Regions from separate parts of the Homo sapiens genome. Here region 1 is linked to region 2. A link is an interaction called in ENCODE POLR2A ChIA-PET data of the cell type or tissue named here. Cell type or tissue: PC-9. All regions are shown on one strand. Links, peaks and the distances in the headings refer to the core of each region. The heading gives the core; the rest is flanking DNA. Region 1 holds the start of LOC124904266 (a long non-coding RNA gene). Region 2 holds the start of LOC124904262 (a long non-coding RNA gene).

Region 1 (8,333 bases), core at 270-8,269, 500 kb after region 2:
CCCAGCACTTTGGGAGGCCAAAGAAGGAGGATCAGGAGGGAGGGTCACTTGAGGCCAGGAGTTTGAGACTAGCCTGGACAATATAATAAGACCACTATCTCTACAAAAAAATTTAAAAAATCATCTGGGCATGGTGGCACACACTTATAATCCCAGCTATTTGAGGGACTGCGGTGGGAGGACTGCTTGAGCCTAGGAGGTCAAGACTGCAGTGAGCTATGATTGCACCACTGCACTCCAGCCTGAGTGACAGAGTGACACCCTGTCCCAAAAAAGAAAAAAAATATATTTATTTGCTTACCCAGGCGTGGTGGCGCACACCTGTCATCCTAGCTACTTGGGAGGCTGCAGCAGGAGAATTGCTTGAGCCCAGGAGGCGGAGGTTGCAGTGAGCCAAGATCGCACCACTGCACTCCAGCCTGGGCGACAGAGTGAGACTTCGTCCCAAAAAGATTTGGCAGGCTAGGGCGGGCGGATCACTTGAGGTCAGGAGTTCGAGACCAGCCTGGCTAACATGGTGAAACCCCGTCTACCAAAAATACAAAAATTAGCTGGGCGCGGTGACACGTACCTGTAGTCCCAGCTACTCGGGAGGTAGAGGCACAAGAATTGCTTGAACCCGGGAGGCAGAGATTGCAGTGGGCCAAGATCACGCCACTGCACTCCAGCCTGGGTGACACAGCAAGATTCTGTGTCAAAAAAAAAAAAAAAAAGAAAAGAAAAAGAAAGAAAAAAGAAAAAGAGGGAGAGAAAAGGCATACAAATTTAATTCATTGTAAGTTTTACATGACACGGGAGCCTTCAGCATTTAAGACCCAAAGAAATGGTTAAACTTGTGCATTGTTACTTTTAGTTTAACGAAAAGTGGACAGTTGTAAAGAAATAGGACTGGAAGGGAAAAGGATGTGATCCAATGGGAATAAACTGAAGGGAACCCAGCAGGACCTGTTTGTTTAGATTCTTCTGTGTGCCTGTCTTCAGGGCTGTTTTCTCAAATACCAAGGTGCCATAGTTTAGGGTAGCATGTTCTGAACCCCATCAATTTCCCCTTAAAGTGGTTGTTTTTTGAACTTTACATAACAGTAACTTCTTGAGAAGATGGTCATGTATTTACGTATATATTTGGGACACTCTTTTCTCAGAGCCTTTGAAACACCTGCAACTACCAGAGGAGTTTTTTTTTTTTTGAAACGGAGTCTCCCTCTGTCGCCTAGGCTGGAGTGCAGTGGCGTGACCTCGGCTCACTGCAACCCAGAGGTGTCAGTTCTTACAGGTTCCTTACACAGCATGAGTTTGAAGCTTAGGGTATTGATTGGCCCTGCCTGAAGCGTTAGTGAGAAACCGTGGGCTTTGAACCTCGGCAGGGCTGTGAACCAAGAGCAGATGCTGCAGTTCTTCTCCTCAAGGCCTCCAAAAAAGCGTCATGAGAAATAAAGGAACTGTGCAGCCAGGGGCAAAATGCCTCCCGCAACTCCAGGGGCGCCATTCACAGGAAGCCAGCGTGGACGCCCCTGTGCAGGCCTCTGGGAGCAAGAAAGCTTTTTTCCAAGATATGGGGATGGACAATTTTCCTGAGGCGCAGACCTTAGGGAGCTTCCCGGGAGAAAGGCTGTTTCCTGTCTTGGGCGTGGAAGCGGATCCGCCCCCTGAGTCTGAGAGGACATGGCGGTCGGTAAACAGGACTTAATTCTGTTCCTCATCCACCCAGAACCCTCCCTGAGGGCCTCCCCTGCACTTTGGAAACAGCCCAAGCTTTGAAATCAGGAAGTTTGAAGACTGGTTCTGCTACTTCCAGGCTGTGTGGCCTTGGGTAAGTTCCTTGCCCTCTCTGCTTCAGGTTGCGCATTTGTGGAACCAGTTAACTGTATATAACCGGCTGAGTTCCCGCACTGAATAAGGAGAAGTCGGTCTTTCTTGGTAGATGCCGTGCCTGCGTTTGTGCGGTTGAAGGAAAGGAGGAAAATGAGAAGGGCCAAGATTGACCTGACTTGATTTACGGGAAAGAAGAGACAGTTGCTGGAGGAAGAAGGACCCATCCACTGGAAAAGGATGAGAAAAAGGAGAGAGAGAGAAGTCAGAGGCTGGGTTGGGAGTGAATTTGGGAGATTGTGGAGGAAAAGAGGAGAGAGATTTGTGGGGTAGCTGTAGGACATGCAACTGTATTTAGAAAGGGAGAGAGTTGGGAGACTTTGTGGGATTATTAAATTTCCCTTTAGCATTTGTAGAGGGCATTCCATTAAATACGCCAATGGTTTTATCAAACAGGTTGTTTAAAATCATTTTCCTCTGTCATCTTATCCAAGAATAAAATAAGAACAGAAATATCCAGAAGCCTGTTAGCAGTCCCCACCTTAGCTCCATTCTCACTCCCAGCTGTCAACTCTATGAGGTCAAGGTCTCTAACACAACTGGGTCCCTGGCGGCTCACAGCCGTGGCTGCTGGCACGGGAAAGATGCCGATCATATGTGTCATTGAATTTATTGCTTTCTGTGGTTTCAAGCCTGAAAAAGTTAAGAGAGAGTTACAGCCTCCTTTGACGTTATTGTCATCGGTCATGGGCCCCATGAGGTGGGATGTGGAGGTAGCCACTCTCTGGGAATCTCTGAGATGAGCACACATAAACTTTCTAGAAGCATCTGCACAGAGCCCATTTATGCCATTCAAAGCTTCCTGAATCCAAAGGAAACCTTGTAAAAAGTCAGCTAAAACACTTGAGCATTTAGAAGCATTTCCTGATCTTTTGGTTCTAGCAAATAGCACAGTGGAAAAAACAAATACCTTGAAGTTGAAGGAAATGTCTTTATTTATACCCACAGATCCCCCGTGGGTATAACCATGGTGAACTGACAAGGTTTAATATTTGGTGCAAGCATCTGAACACATATTGTTAATCTTCCTTTTTTCTGTCTTGTAATATTCAGTTGCTTAGTGGTCCCTAAAGTGCAGGGGGGTAGTTTTATATAGGAATTATATTTGGAAATAGAGTCAGAGGAATTCCTGAAGATTGAGTCATTGCTTTTTTTTTTTTTTTTTTTTTTGAGACAGAGTCTTGCTCTGTTGCCAGGCTGGAGTGAAGTGGCGTGATCTCAGCTTACTGCAACCTCCGCCTCCGAGGTTCAAGCAATTCCCCTGCCTCATCCTCCCAAGTAGCTGGGACTACAGGCACGTGCCACCATGCCCAGCTAATTTTTTGTATTTTAGTAGAGATGGGGTTTCACCTTGCTGGCCAAGAGGTCTCGATCTCCTGACCTCAAGATCCACCCATCTCAGCCTCTCAAAGTGCTGGGATTACAGGCGTGAGCCACAGTACCCGGCCCCATTGCTTTATTTTTTAGTGTTAGAGACTATTCCCATCAGGTTTCTTCGCATGATTTTTCTGTATCCTCATAAAACTGAGAGCTAAATCAAGAAGATAAGTAAACTTTGTTTCCCTCTTACCATCCAGCTTCTCACACCCATCTGGTTCTATCCTGCAGAATGCTGTCATTCACTTCTCCACCACCCCCACGTGCAGTGTATAGAACTGATGATATCATCCCTTTATTTCTGATGGGAGAAAATAAAGCACATCTGTCGGATCACTTAGGAAACAGAAATGCCCCTGATGGGGCTGGTGTGGCATTTAGATTAAGGCAGGCCTCCACGCCCAGACCTTTCCACGTGATATAGACAAAAGGACGGCAAACCAGACCTATGTGCTTCAGTTCTAGGGAACGCAAAGCACCTATTCCCACAGTCTTAAAGATTAACTGCAGGATGAATTGCAAGTACAGACATTCACCAAAATTCCTCCCACCCTCCCTCTACTCTCAGGAGAGAACGGGCTGTTGTAAATGTGCACCCCTGGGGCCTTGAGATGTTTTCAAAGGAAACAGCCGAACTGGCATTCCCATCTATATTTAAGGGCCAACTTCCACACCACTAAAGAGAAATAATGGTATTTTTTTCCTTGAATAGAAAAAGTAATATAAGTGAGTGTGGAATGTTTAAAAACACATAAAAGAGACAAGAAAAATAAAATCACTCAGAATTCTAAAATTTTGGTATAAATCATTCTAGGCTGCTTATCTGCAAGTTAATGTTTATGGAATATGTATATGTGTGTGTATATATCTATATGATGAAAAAATGACATTGTACATTTGCTTGAGAATCTGATTTTTTAAAATTAGCTATATAACGTAAATATACTTCCATTTCATTAAATGTTATTTCGTATCAGCATTTGAAATGGCTATATAGTTGTTGGCTATGTAGTGTTGCTTTATAGTGATCTATTTAAGCAGTCCCAATGGCTAGACATTAATTCCAATTTTCTGCTATTAAAAACAATACTTCAAGGAGCATCTTTGTGTACAAATCTTGGCAGACCTGTGAAATAAATTCTTTGGCATGAATCTGAAAATGTCGAAATGCCAGGTCACAGAGCATGCCAATTTTAAAGGTTTCTGACATGCAACTTTTTTTTTTTTTTTTTTTGAGACGGAGTTTCATTCTTGTTGCCCAGGCTGGAGTACAATGGCGATCTCGGCTCACTGCAACCTCTGTCTCCTGGGTTCAGGTGATTCTCCTGCCTCAGCCTCCTGAGTAGCTGGGATTACAAGCATGCCCCACCACGCCTGGCTAATTTTATATTTTTAGTAGAGATGGGGTTGCTCCATGTTGGTCAGGCTGGTCTCGAACTCCCTACCTCAGGCGATCCAACTGCCTCGGCCTGCAAAGTGCTGGGATTACAGGTGTCAGCCACCGTTTCCAGCCAAAGTGTTTCACTTTTATGCAATAGAAACCATCAATCTTCTCCTTTATGTTTTCTGACTTTGCCTGTCCATGCTTAGGAAAGCTGTCTCTCTAAATCCTGCTGACTGTCATCAGTAACTTATAATCATTGACTGCCTGTAACAGCTCTTCTGTTGTTGGACAAGATGTCAATAGTAACTGAAGGCAAGGATCAGCTCTTAGGCTTACTTCTCCCATAAGTGTCTCGTATTTGGTGGATTGCAGTCCATTCATTAAAAACTTGTTTTAGGGCCAGGCGTGATGGCTCATGCCTATAATCCCAGCACTGTGGGAGGCCGAGGTGGGTGGATAGCGTGAGGTCAGGAGTTCGAGACCAGCCTGGCCAACACGGTGAAACCCCATCTCTACTAAAAATATGAAAATTAGCCAGCTGTGGTAGCAGGCACCTATAATCCCAGCTACTTAGGAGGCTGAGGCACGAGACTAGCTTGAACCCAGGAGGCAGAGGTTGCAGTGAACCGAGACCACACCATCGCACTCCAGCCTAAGGAACAAGAGCAAAACTCTTTCTCAAAACAAACAAACCAAACAAAAACCATGTTTTAGGCAGCATGCAGTGTCTCAGGCCTGTAATCCCAGCATTTTGGGAGGCCAAAGCGGGTGGATTGCTTGAGGTCAGGAGTTCGAGACCAGCCTGGGCATCGCGGTTAAACCCCATCTCTCCTGAAATACAAAAATTAGTCAGGCATGGTGGTAGGCACTTGTAATCCCAGCTACTCAGGAGGCTGAGATAGGAGAATTGCTTGAACCCGGGAGGTGGAGACTGCAATGAGCCAAGATCGTGCCACTGCACTCCAGCCTGGGCGACAGAGCAAGACTCCATCTCAAAAAAAAAAAAAAGTTTTAATTGAGCACCTACTATATTCCAGGATTAACTATTGATGAGCTGGATCCTGGTTCACAATCACTTCTTTGTGAATTCCACCACCATATATTAAATAATTAATACATGTGAACAGTAATGGGACCAGGGCAGGAAGGGGGTCAGTAATTAATTTAAAAAATCCCTGCCCTTTGAAAAATCTATAGTTCAATATACTCTCTCTCTCTGTCTTTTTTTTTTAGCGAAGATGTTTTTGCTGTGTTGCCTGGGCTGGTCTCAAACTCTTGGCCTCAAGTCATCCTCCCACCTCAGCCTCCTGAGTACGAGGGATTACAAGCATGAGCCACCACACCCAGCTTCTTTAAAAAGAAAAAAAAATTTTTTATTGACATATAAGCATTGTATATATTTAAGGTCTACAACTTGACACTTGAGGGATTAAAGAGAGGTAAGATTTTAAAAGGTGAATAATTAAGGGAGAAGGGGTGAGTAGCTGGTAACAGGGGGTGAGGAGGGGCTGTGGAAAGGAGCATCTGAAGTGAACCTTACAGGTAGAGCTGAGGGAGAGAGCATTCTTGGCTTCCTGTCCCTGTAGGATTATAAAAGATGTTACCAGCCAAATACCCTTGAAGCTTGAAATCAACCCACAATGTCCAAAGGAGGAGTTCAGTGAGGAGCTAAAGAAGAGGAATTAGCGCTTCTTTAACCTGTCTTTTGCATTTATATTGTCCTTGTGATATTTTTTGGTGTATAGATGATTTTCTTTCTTATGGAGTTAAATCTTCTTTTGTTTGTTTGAGATGGAGTCTTACTCTGTTGCCCAGGCTGGAGTGCAGTGGTGCAATCTCAGCTCACTGCAACCTCCAAACTCTCGGGTTCAAGCGATTCTCCTGCCTCAGCTCCTGAGTAGCTGGGACTACAGGTGCACACCACCATGCCCGGCAAATTTTTGTAGTTGTAGTAGAGATGAGGTTTCACCATGTTGGCCAGGCTGGTCTCGAACTCCTGACCTCAGGCTATCCACCAGCCTCGGCCTCCCAAAGTGCTGGGATTACAGGCATGAGCCACTGCGCCTGGTCACTTATGGAATTAAATCTTTTTGGATGGTGTGGTATATTGTATTTTCCAAGGGTGGCTGCACGAATATATATTCCACTCTAGATTCTTTTCTTAGAATGTGACCTTAGCAGGCCTCATTAAGAGGTAGAGTTTGTGTTCCCTCCCCTTGAACTTGGGTGGAACTTTGTAACTGCCTCAACCAATAGAATGTGGCAGAAGTGACATCCGAGGCTCAGTCCTAGAAAGCAACGTGGTTCTGGGGGACTCTCTTGCTTTCTCTTGGGATGCTTCTTCTCTGAACCCAGCCACCATATTGTGAGGAAGTCCAGGCCACACGGAGAAGCTAGATGTGGATGTTCTGACCAAGAGCCCCAGCTAGATTCCCAGACAATCACCAGACAGGTAAGCAAGGAGGGCTTGGGGCTTGTGATGTAACTGACATCTTGAAACGATCATTGTGGCTTCTGGAGACTTGATTGTGGGGAAGGGAACTGCAGACCAGGAGTGGAAGCAGGGAGACCAGAGAGGACTCTGTAGAGTGTCCAGGAGAGAGATGATGTGGTTTGGATTAAGGTTAAACCCGTGGCATAGGTGAAAAGTGCTCCTATATGGGAAATGTTTTGAAGATGGAGGGCACAGGACTTGCTGATGGACTGAATGGAGGGTGAGGGAAAGAGAGAACTTACTGACAATGTCTAGATTTCTGGCCTGGGCAATTGGGTATCAGATAAGTGATGAAATCACTTACTGAGATGAGGATGCCTGAGAGATGAGCAGCTTAAGATCAGCTTCACCTGAGCAAGTTCTGTGAGAAGCTTCTTAAATCTCCGTCTCTACTAAAAATACAAAACTTGGGCCGGGCACGGTGGCTTACGCCTATAATCCCAGCACTTTGGGAGGCCAAGGCGGGTGGATCACGAGGTCAGGAGATCGAGACCATCCTAGCTAACACGGTGAAACCCTGTCTCTACTGAAAGTACAGAAAATTAGCCGGGCGCGGTCATGGGCACCTGTAGTCCCAGCTACTCGGGAGGCTGAGGCAGGAGAATGGTGTGAACCCAAGAGGCGGAGCTTGCAGTGAGCCAAGATCGTGCCACTGCACTCCAGCCTGGGTGACAGAGCGAGACTCTGTCTCAAAAAAAAAAAAAAATACAAAACTTAGCTGGACATGGTGGCGCATGCCTGTAGTCCCAGCCAGTTGGGAGGGTAAGGCAGGAGAATTGCTTGAACTGGGGAGGCAGTGGTTGCAGTGAGCCGAGATCGCGCCACTGCACTCCAGCTTGGTGACAGAGTGAGACTCCGTCTCAAAAAAAAAAAAAAAACAACCCCAAACTTAGCTTAAACCAGCTATTTCATTTGCCCACCAGTTTGGTGGGCTGGGAATCCAGGGCAGGGCACAGAAGAAATGGTTAGTCTCTACTCCACAGTTTCTGGGACTTTAGCTTGGAAGACTCAAGGATTGGAGGCAACATGAGAGCTGGGACTGGAATCATCTGGAAGCATCTTTACCCACAGATATGGCTGGTTATTCACTGGAACCTCAGCACAGGCTGTCAACTGGGATACTTACAGTGCCCTCCCCATGAGGGTTGGGCTTCCTTCCAGTATGGCAGCCTTTGGGAGTTGGACGACTTACATGGCAGCTTTCCTAAC
Region 2 (8,333 bases), core at 257-8,256:
CATAATAGGTGCCTGAATATTTGGCAAGCAATATGCCAAGATTTTTGCTGTGTTCCTTAAAGGTCACATTATGGCAAGGACACTGAAGCTCTCTAGATTAGATCTCTAGAAAATAATAAACGTCATTCTTTCTTCTTCTGTCACCTTCCTGTGTGTGTCTAAGACTCAGGCTTAATTGTCTACTTCCTATATAAATTCAGTTCCATGCCATGTCCCATGCCCTGCTGGCTTTATCCCAGACATGAAGTGCCCTGGCTTACTCAGAAAGATGAGTGCAGGCCCCTCTTCCTTGGCTTCTACCTAAGGCCAGCAGAACTCCTGAGCCTGTGCTCTAGGGGAGGAGCAGGGCTGGGGTACACTGAAGGTATTCTGACGCCTGCTTTACTTGTCACTGTTGCTTCCCTTCCAGTAATTTCCAAGGCAGCTTTCTTGGAAAAGAAACCTGCTTTAATTAAGAACCCCTGGAAATTCTGAGCAATGTTCTACTTAAACCTAGCAAAACCCTACTTGCAACAGAGAACAGGGGAGAAAGGGTGGGTAGGAGGACTGATGGAAATGGCTCCACATGATTTGATTCTGTGACCTTCAAAGTCTGAAAAAGAAAATCAGGTTGATTCATAAACAACTAGGGACTAAAATACTTCTGGCTTCCTTTTATTGTACTTCTGGGAACCAACCGATTATGTTTAGAACTCTGGGTGACTGGAAGGGTTTTGTTGCTTTTTTTTAAAGCTGGTCCTGAAACCATAATCAGTTTTCTAGGCTGTTCATTTTGGCATGTGCAGGTTGAACTTTTGTCACTCAATCACAAAGGCATGGAAGATGTTCAGTTTCAAAGAAGGAAGCCAATCCGTGACCAAGGCCACCAAATCCAACACCAAAAACAAACACAAAGGGCTGCATTCCCACACGTCACCACTGGCCCATTTCCAGAGCAGATCCTGACGGATGAGAGGCAGCAGGGAGGAGATGCTGGCTTGCTGCAGGGTTTAGCAGTTAATCTCAGGTGGCTGAAGCATGCCTTGTGCTTCAACCGAAAGGACTGAGACACGGAGATATTAAACAAAGCCTGTGTAACCCTTAAACAAACAGAGAAGGGAGCCAAGAATTGCTGTAGTCATAATCCCTTATTCTACAGCATCCACGGTGTTCAAGGCATCTTCATCAACAGTATGTGTTTTGATTGATTCCTCATTATAATCCAAGCAGTTATTATTAATATTTAGCCCCATTTCTCAAAGCTTTGTGGCTGAAAGACTGCCAGGACCGACGTTCTTTCTAGAAAAAAAAAATAGGTATTCTAAAAACAATTAGAGAAAACTTTAGACATCCCTCCCACAAAAGAGAAACTTTCCCCACCCATGCTGCAGGTCCAGAAATGTGCCCACTGCCATTATCCTTCTAAAACACATGCACACAAGTACTGAAGAGTAATTGTTTTTTATACTTTGTTTCTTAATCTAATGCTTTATACAAGGTCAAAACTTGAAAGATCATCTACAAGGTCTATTAAAAAACACTTTCTTCTCATTTTTGGGTTCTACTAAATTTGGAAATCCAATTTAAAGCCAATAGGTAAGGGAATAATATAGTTTCACACACTTATAATTTTATCTCATCTGCAAAGAAACTTCAAAACTAAATTCCATCCTGGAGTGGAATAACATATGCTTGCCCGTCAGCTATTTGCTAACTCTGTCTAATTTTCAGAAAAAAAGGGTGTTGTTCTGTTTCTAGATGTTTTATTCTGTAGTGTATATAAGGTTGCAATGTATTTAAAAATTTTTTTGGAAATAGATGTGGTATAAATCTTACATAAATAATGACAATTAAGATCTCCAAGAATAATATTATTTTATAGCTAGAGGTTTGGATTAACAGGCAAGAAAACAAAAACAAGAGTTTTCTACCAATGCGCAGGAATTTTGTGTTTTAATTTTCTCATCTACAAGAGGTGGTGCAACAGCGCTGTCCTGGGAGGCAAAGGACCAGGAGTCCAGTCTTCCTATGCTTATACCACATGCAACTTCCAGCAATGCATTCAATCTCTGAATAGTGTCCATCAAATGGGGACTAAAGACACCTTATCTATTTAAAAACAAGGAGTTGGATCAATTTGCTTATAGTTCTTTTATTTCTTAAGATCTATGGATCCTTCCTCAAAACATTTAGCTCTAAAACAATCTTGTAGATTAGGTCAAATGCAAACCACAAAACCATGTCTAGTAGCTTTTTAACAATCAAACCTCCACATGATTTTGCACTGATGCTAGAGAGAGTGAAGAAGGTGGCAGTCTTTCTGTCCAGTTCTCATAAACTATTGCTATTTCTAATAAAGTAACCTAAGCACCTGCTGTGGATAAGGCCCCAGGAAAGAAAAGTTTGCTGCCTCTAGACTAATAAAGAGAACTGACCATTGATCTTAGAGAAATGTTAATTTCCAAGCGAGTATTTTTTAAAACTCCTCCTTTGCTTTTATGTTTCCTAGGTTACCATAAATAGAACCTACACACTTTATTTGTACCATCTTAATGTCTTCGATTGAAGTGCTGTGTCCTTATCCTAGATTCTTAGCTAGTCTCCTAGCTCCTGGAGGAAAGCATCTATTTCTTACTCACCTTTATATCCTACATGACGCTCAACTCAGTGCCCTGCCTGCAGCAGGGACATAGAAAAGGTTGAACTGATTGACCTGACTTCCTAATTACCCAGCTGACTCTTTAGCTTTTGCTAAATGTTTCTTAGTCCTAATTAAGAGCCAAAGCATTAGCTGGGTACGGTGGCTCACGCCTGCAATCCCAGCACTTTGGGAGGCCGAGGCAGGTGGATCATGAGGTCAGGAGATCGAGACGATCCTGGCCAACACGGCGAAACCTCATCTCTACTAAAAAAAATACAAAAAATTAGCCAAGCATGGTGGCGGGTGCCTGTGGTCCCAGCTACTCAGGAGGCTGAGGCAGGAGAATGGCGTGAACCCAGGAGGCAGAGCTTGCAGTGAGCCGAGATTGCGCCACTGCACTCCAGCCTCCAGCCTGGGCGACAGAGAGAGACTCTGTCTCAAAAAAAAAAAAAAAAAGAAAGAAAAAAAGAGCCAAAGCATTGAGAAAATTTGCTAACGACTAAAAACAGCAATACCAAATGTAGCAAGCCCTAGGCTAGCATGTATTATGTCTTTCTCAAGGACAGATGAGAAATATTAAAGTGTTCATCAAAATACTATAAAAAGCTTCATTTCTTCATCTGTTCCTATCACAGATCAGGGATCCCATTTGGAGTTCATCTGCAATTTCAGATTTGCATGAGAAAGGCTTCATTGCAAAGCATCAGCTTCATTTGGCAAATTCAAAGTATCTAGGTAAATTGCTCATTCTTTTTGCATTTGTAAATTCTTTTTCCAAAATTGCTTTTAATAATTTAGTCTAATTCTTACTAAAGGTTTGACTTGGGAATTTTTATTTTTGTTTTTCCTTTTTTTTTGAGAGAGGATCCTTCTCTGTCACCCAGGCTGGAATGCAGTGCTGCAATCATAGCTCACTGCAGCCTTGAACTCCTGGGCTCAAGTGACTTGGGGGTTTTTAGTGTATTCTGAAGTAGAAGGTGTAGGAAAACAGAAAAAGAATATAATTATCCTTACAAATAAGTGATGCACATAGAAGATATACAGTTTGTTTAATATCTCCAGGGTGGCAGCCAGGAGGCTTAATTTCAGAATTTGGGAAACTTTATATTAACCATAGGGTTCTAGTAGCTGTTCCAGTAGTTTTTCCTGTGGTTTGATATGTCTTCAATAAAGGGATGCCTGCCAATCAGCCATAATACCTCTTTAAACTTTTATAGAATCAATATTACCATTTTGATCCATCAGAGGAAAGCTGTGTGGCTTTTTGCAGAATCCACTCAAGTGTCCTCCTGCCACTCGCCCTCTGCTGGGGCCCAGCCTGAAGCCAGCAAACAACAAAAAAACAAAAACAAAATAAAAGGAACCTCTTCTGGCTTCTTTTCATGTTTACACAATACTGTGGGAATGAGAAGGTAGCTACTCCGTTTGCCAAGCAGAGAAGAGCGATGAAGGATCAGTTATTGTGTAAGAGCGCAGTGTATATAAGCGGATTATTGCTTGCATTCTGTATAAAGTTTTCCTGTAATAACAATGACCGATTTAGTTCATTTCAAGCTATTCATATCCTTGGATTTATTTTTAAGGTGGGAAAGGAACAGCAGAAAGGGTGCCATGGGAAGGAGGGAGAAAAATATAAAACAATACAGCACCCAGACAGACTTCCCAGCGCCACGGCAGAAGCACGCCCAACACATGGCTCTGGGCTGCGATGGGCTGGCCAGATGATGAGCTTCAGGGTCATCAAAGGAGGGAGAAATGAGGGGTTGCCTGAATTTGTGTTGATTGGTGCACTGCACAGAGCAAGGACGAAATGTAAAGCTCAAAGGGAAAGGGTGGAGCCGAAGAGGAATGATATTGCTGCAGAAACTGTGCAGCTCTCGAGGTGTGCGGTGTCACTGGCAGGCAGCCCGTCACCTGGAAGAAAATGTGAAGCATGTTCCCTGCAGACAAGGGTGGTACACTGTAAACAGGCCCGTCGCTCGCTCGCTCGCTCGGGAGACAGGGGAGTTGGTATTTACCTTTCAGAGACCTTGGGTCACCCTGCCTCACCCTGAAAGAAGGAAATGTCTCTCACACTTAAAAATCTTAAGTGCATACCACAAAACTCAAATACAGCCCATGACGGGCAGAGCGCTCAATGAAAGGTGACAGATTTAGCAGAAGCATTTATGTGCTAATAAGTTCTGATGACTTCCAGAGGTTAATTTATGTCCTTTTCCCAGGAGTCAGACTTATTTCCCTATTTAAGAGGTAAATCGATTATTAGAATCAGACTCTTTTTAACCTTCAAAGCAAAAATGAAAATAGGTAATAACTTTCTACCCAGGCGGGCCACCTGCTCCCCAACTATACACAGACAACCTCGGGTGCTAAGAGTGTTTAAACATGTTCATCAGATTCTCCTAAAGCAGTAACAGCCAGGCATGGGCTGAGACAGCATTTTGGAATGTGTTTGAAATGGTGTAATCTTCCATAGTGCCCTATCTTTATTGAGGGAGAAAGAGAGAGAAAACTAATTGAGAAGTAAGAAGTGAGTGGGCAGTTTGGTAGAAGCAGCCACCCATTTGATTTTGTAAGATTTTAAGGAAAGAAAGAAGATTTTAGATGAAAATGTATGACTGCCCCCTTCAATCTCCTTGGGTAGATCTATACCTAATCCAGCTAAATATACTTTTGGCTGGGCGCGGTGGCTCATGCCTGTAATCCCAGCACTTTGGGATGCCAAGATGGGCGGATCACCTAAGGTCAGGAGTTCAAGAACAGCCTGGCCAACATGGTGAAACCCCATCTCTACCAAAAATACAAAAAATTAGCCGGGCGTGGTGGTGCTTACCTGTAGTACCAGCTACTTGGGAAGCTGAGGCAGGAGAATTGCTTGAACAAAGCAGGCAGAGGTTGCAGTGAGCCAAGATTACGCCACTGCACTCCAGCCTAGGTGACAGAGCAAGACTCTGTCTCAATAAATAAATAAATAAACAAACACACTTTTTTTCTTCACTAAAATACTTCACATGATTGGCCCATATTGGAGTTATTTATGTGCCTGTCTCTCCCCCTAAACTACAGGATCTTAGAAGACAGCACACCTTTTGTTTTAATTTTCTTTCACAGTGCCAAGCAAGTTACCTTTCACACAGTAGACATTGAATGAATATTTCCTGATTTAAAAACATGATTTTCAGAAAAAGAAAAAGGGTTTAAATGGGACACAAGAAAAGATAAAGCATCCAAAGAGTTAGATACTGTGCAAACAGACTTGATAAATACCGTTCCAGAAAACCAGCTTCCAAATCAAGGCCTGTTTAAGAAAGAGCATTTTTCGAGAAAAGAAAGAGAAGAAATCTGGGTGAAAATGAAACAGCAGAAACAAAATATTATCTGTTGATATATCATAATATATCCCTTCATTTATGCACAAATAATTTTCCTTCCTACCAGTACCCTCCTCGACACACATACAGACTTATTTAGGATGCATCAGAACCATGCCTATGAGCAGAAGGCAGCGGGTAAGCATTGAGAAGAACTTCAAGTCCACAGGGCCTGGTAAAGGAGGCAGCTGTGAGGCATGGGGGTGACAGTGATGGTCTCAGAACACACTAGTGGTGAAGGCCACACCAGCAAACCATGAGAACAGGATATTGTCAGCAGATGCCTGAGTAGAGGGACATATCTTCAACAGATCAGTATGTATCAATGAATAAAATATAGTACTCAGTGCATAGCATTTTACCTTAAAGATAACTCAGCTGAAATACAAGTCTTCTCTGTCATAAGGGATACCTCTAGGACCAAAACCACCAACCAGAATGGTCAAGCCAGAATTTCCACTATTCAGGTGTTGATCTGATCTCTTGGACAAAGCTTGCTTAAGATCACAGGATTCAGGAGTTTCTCCAGGGAAAAGAGCCTCTGCATTTTATCCACCTCACCACCAGGGCCAAGAACGAAGCCTCATATACCGGCATATCTCACTTTATTGCACTTGACTGATACTGTCTTTTTTTACAAATTGAAGGTCCATGGCAACCCTGCTTTGAGCAAGTCTATTAGCACCATCTTTTTTTTTTTTTTCAACAACATGTGCTCATTTCGTGTCTCTGTGTCATATTTTAGTAATTCTCACAATACTTTAAAATTTTTCATTATTATTACATCTTTTAATGGTATTCGGTGATCAGTGATCTTTGATGTTACTATTGTAATTGTTTTGGGGCACCACAAACCGCACCCATGTATGATGGAAAACTTAATCCATAAATGTTGTGTGTGTTCTGATGGCTCCACCAACCAGCAGCTGCTTCATCTCCCCCCATTCCTCTCTTTGGACCTCCCTATTCCCTCAGACAGAACACTATTGACATGAGATCAAATAATAACCTTAAAATGGCCTCTAAATGTTCAAGTGAAAGGAAAGGTTACATGTGTGCCATTTTAAATCAAAAGCTAGAAATGATTAAGCTGAATGAGGAAGGCATGTCAGAAGCTGAGACAGGCCAAAAACTAGGCTTCTTGTACTCAATAGTCAGCGCAGTTGTGACTGCAAAGGAAAAGTTCTTGAAGGAAACTAAAAGTGAATACACAAATGAAAAGGAAGTGAAGCAGCCTCCTTGCTGATATGGAGAAAGTCTGAGTGGTCTGGGTAGGAGGTCAAAACAGCCACAACACCCTGTTAGCCAAAGCCAGGTTTGAGCAAGACCCCAACTCTCTTCAATTGTGAGGAAGCCACAGAAGAAAAGTGTGAAGCTAGCACAGGCTGGTTCATGAGGTTTAAGGAAAGAAGCCATCTCCACACCATAAAAGTGCAAGATGAAGCAGCAAGTGCTGATGGACAAGCTGCAGCAAGAAGTCCAGGAGATCTAGCTAAGATCATGGATGATGGTGACTATTCTAAACCACAGATTTTTAATATAGACAAAGCAGCCTTATATTGCAAGAAGATATCGTTTCATAGAGCAGAAGTCAATGCCTGGCTTCGAAGCTACAAAGGGCAGGCTGATTTTGTGGTTAGGAGCTACTGCAGCTGGTGACATTAAGTTGAAGTCAGTGCTCTTTTACCATTCCAAAAATCCTAAGGTCCTTAAGAATGATGCTAAATCTACTTTGCCTGTGCTCTAGAAATGGAAGAACAAAGCCTGAATGATAGCATTTCTGTTTACCGCATAGTTTTCTGAATATTTTAAGCCCACTGTTGGGCCTACTTCTCAGAAAAAAAATTCTTTTCAAAATATTACTGCTCATTAACAATGCATGTTGCCACCCAAGAGCTTTGATGGCAATGTACAAGGAGATGAATGTTGTTTTCAGGCCTGCTAACACAACATCCATTCTGCAGCCCATGGATCAAGGAGTAATTTTGTCTTTCAATTTTCATTATTTAAGAAGTACATCTTATGTCCATTCCAAGATGGCCGAATAGAAACAGCTCTGGTCTGCAGCTCCTGGCATGATCAACGCAGAAGATGGGTGATTTCTGTATTTCCAACTGAGCCGCCGCTGGTGATACCCAGGCAAATAGGGTCTGGAGTGGACCTCCAGCAAACTCCAAGAGACCTGCAGTGAGGGACCTGACTGTTAGAAGAAAAACTAACAAACAGGAAAGAATAGCATCAACATCAACCAAAAGGACATCTAAACCAAAACCCCATCTGTAGGTCACCAACATCAAAGACCAAAGGTAGATAATACCATAAAGATGGGGAGAAACCAGAGT

The links. Peaks named below come from ENCODE experiments on the same cell type or tissue, not always from the same donor. Only the 100,000 strongest peaks of a DNase experiment are listed, where the experiment ranks them.
Region 1: POLR2A ChIA-PET joins it to region 2 with 5 read pairs; 2 of 35 experiments call an interaction of 5 or more read pairs at or near these places.

Annotation. Positions count from the first base shown.
Region 1 is chr18:23,104,284-23,112,616 of GRCh38, forward strand. LOC124904266 (a long non-coding RNA gene) reads left to right here and starts at 1,649. Exons shown (of 2, transcript XR_007066311.1): 1 at 1,649-1,810; 2 at 1,922-2,262. RefSeq lists enhancers at 992-1,493, 1,494-1,993. In PC-9, for the core only: no CTCF peak of the experiment used is centred there; DNase peaks (open chromatin) are centred at 938, 1,718, 2,478 and 4,398; H3K27ac peaks cover 3,727 bases.
Region 2 is chr18:22,608,916-22,617,248 of GRCh38, forward strand. It overlaps LOC124904262 (a long non-coding RNA gene), which reads right to left and starts at 5,355. Exons shown (of 2, transcript XR_007066307.1): 1 at 3,850-5,355; 2 at 639-1,278. In PC-9, for the core only: no CTCF peak of the experiment used is centred there; no DNase peak of the experiment used is centred there.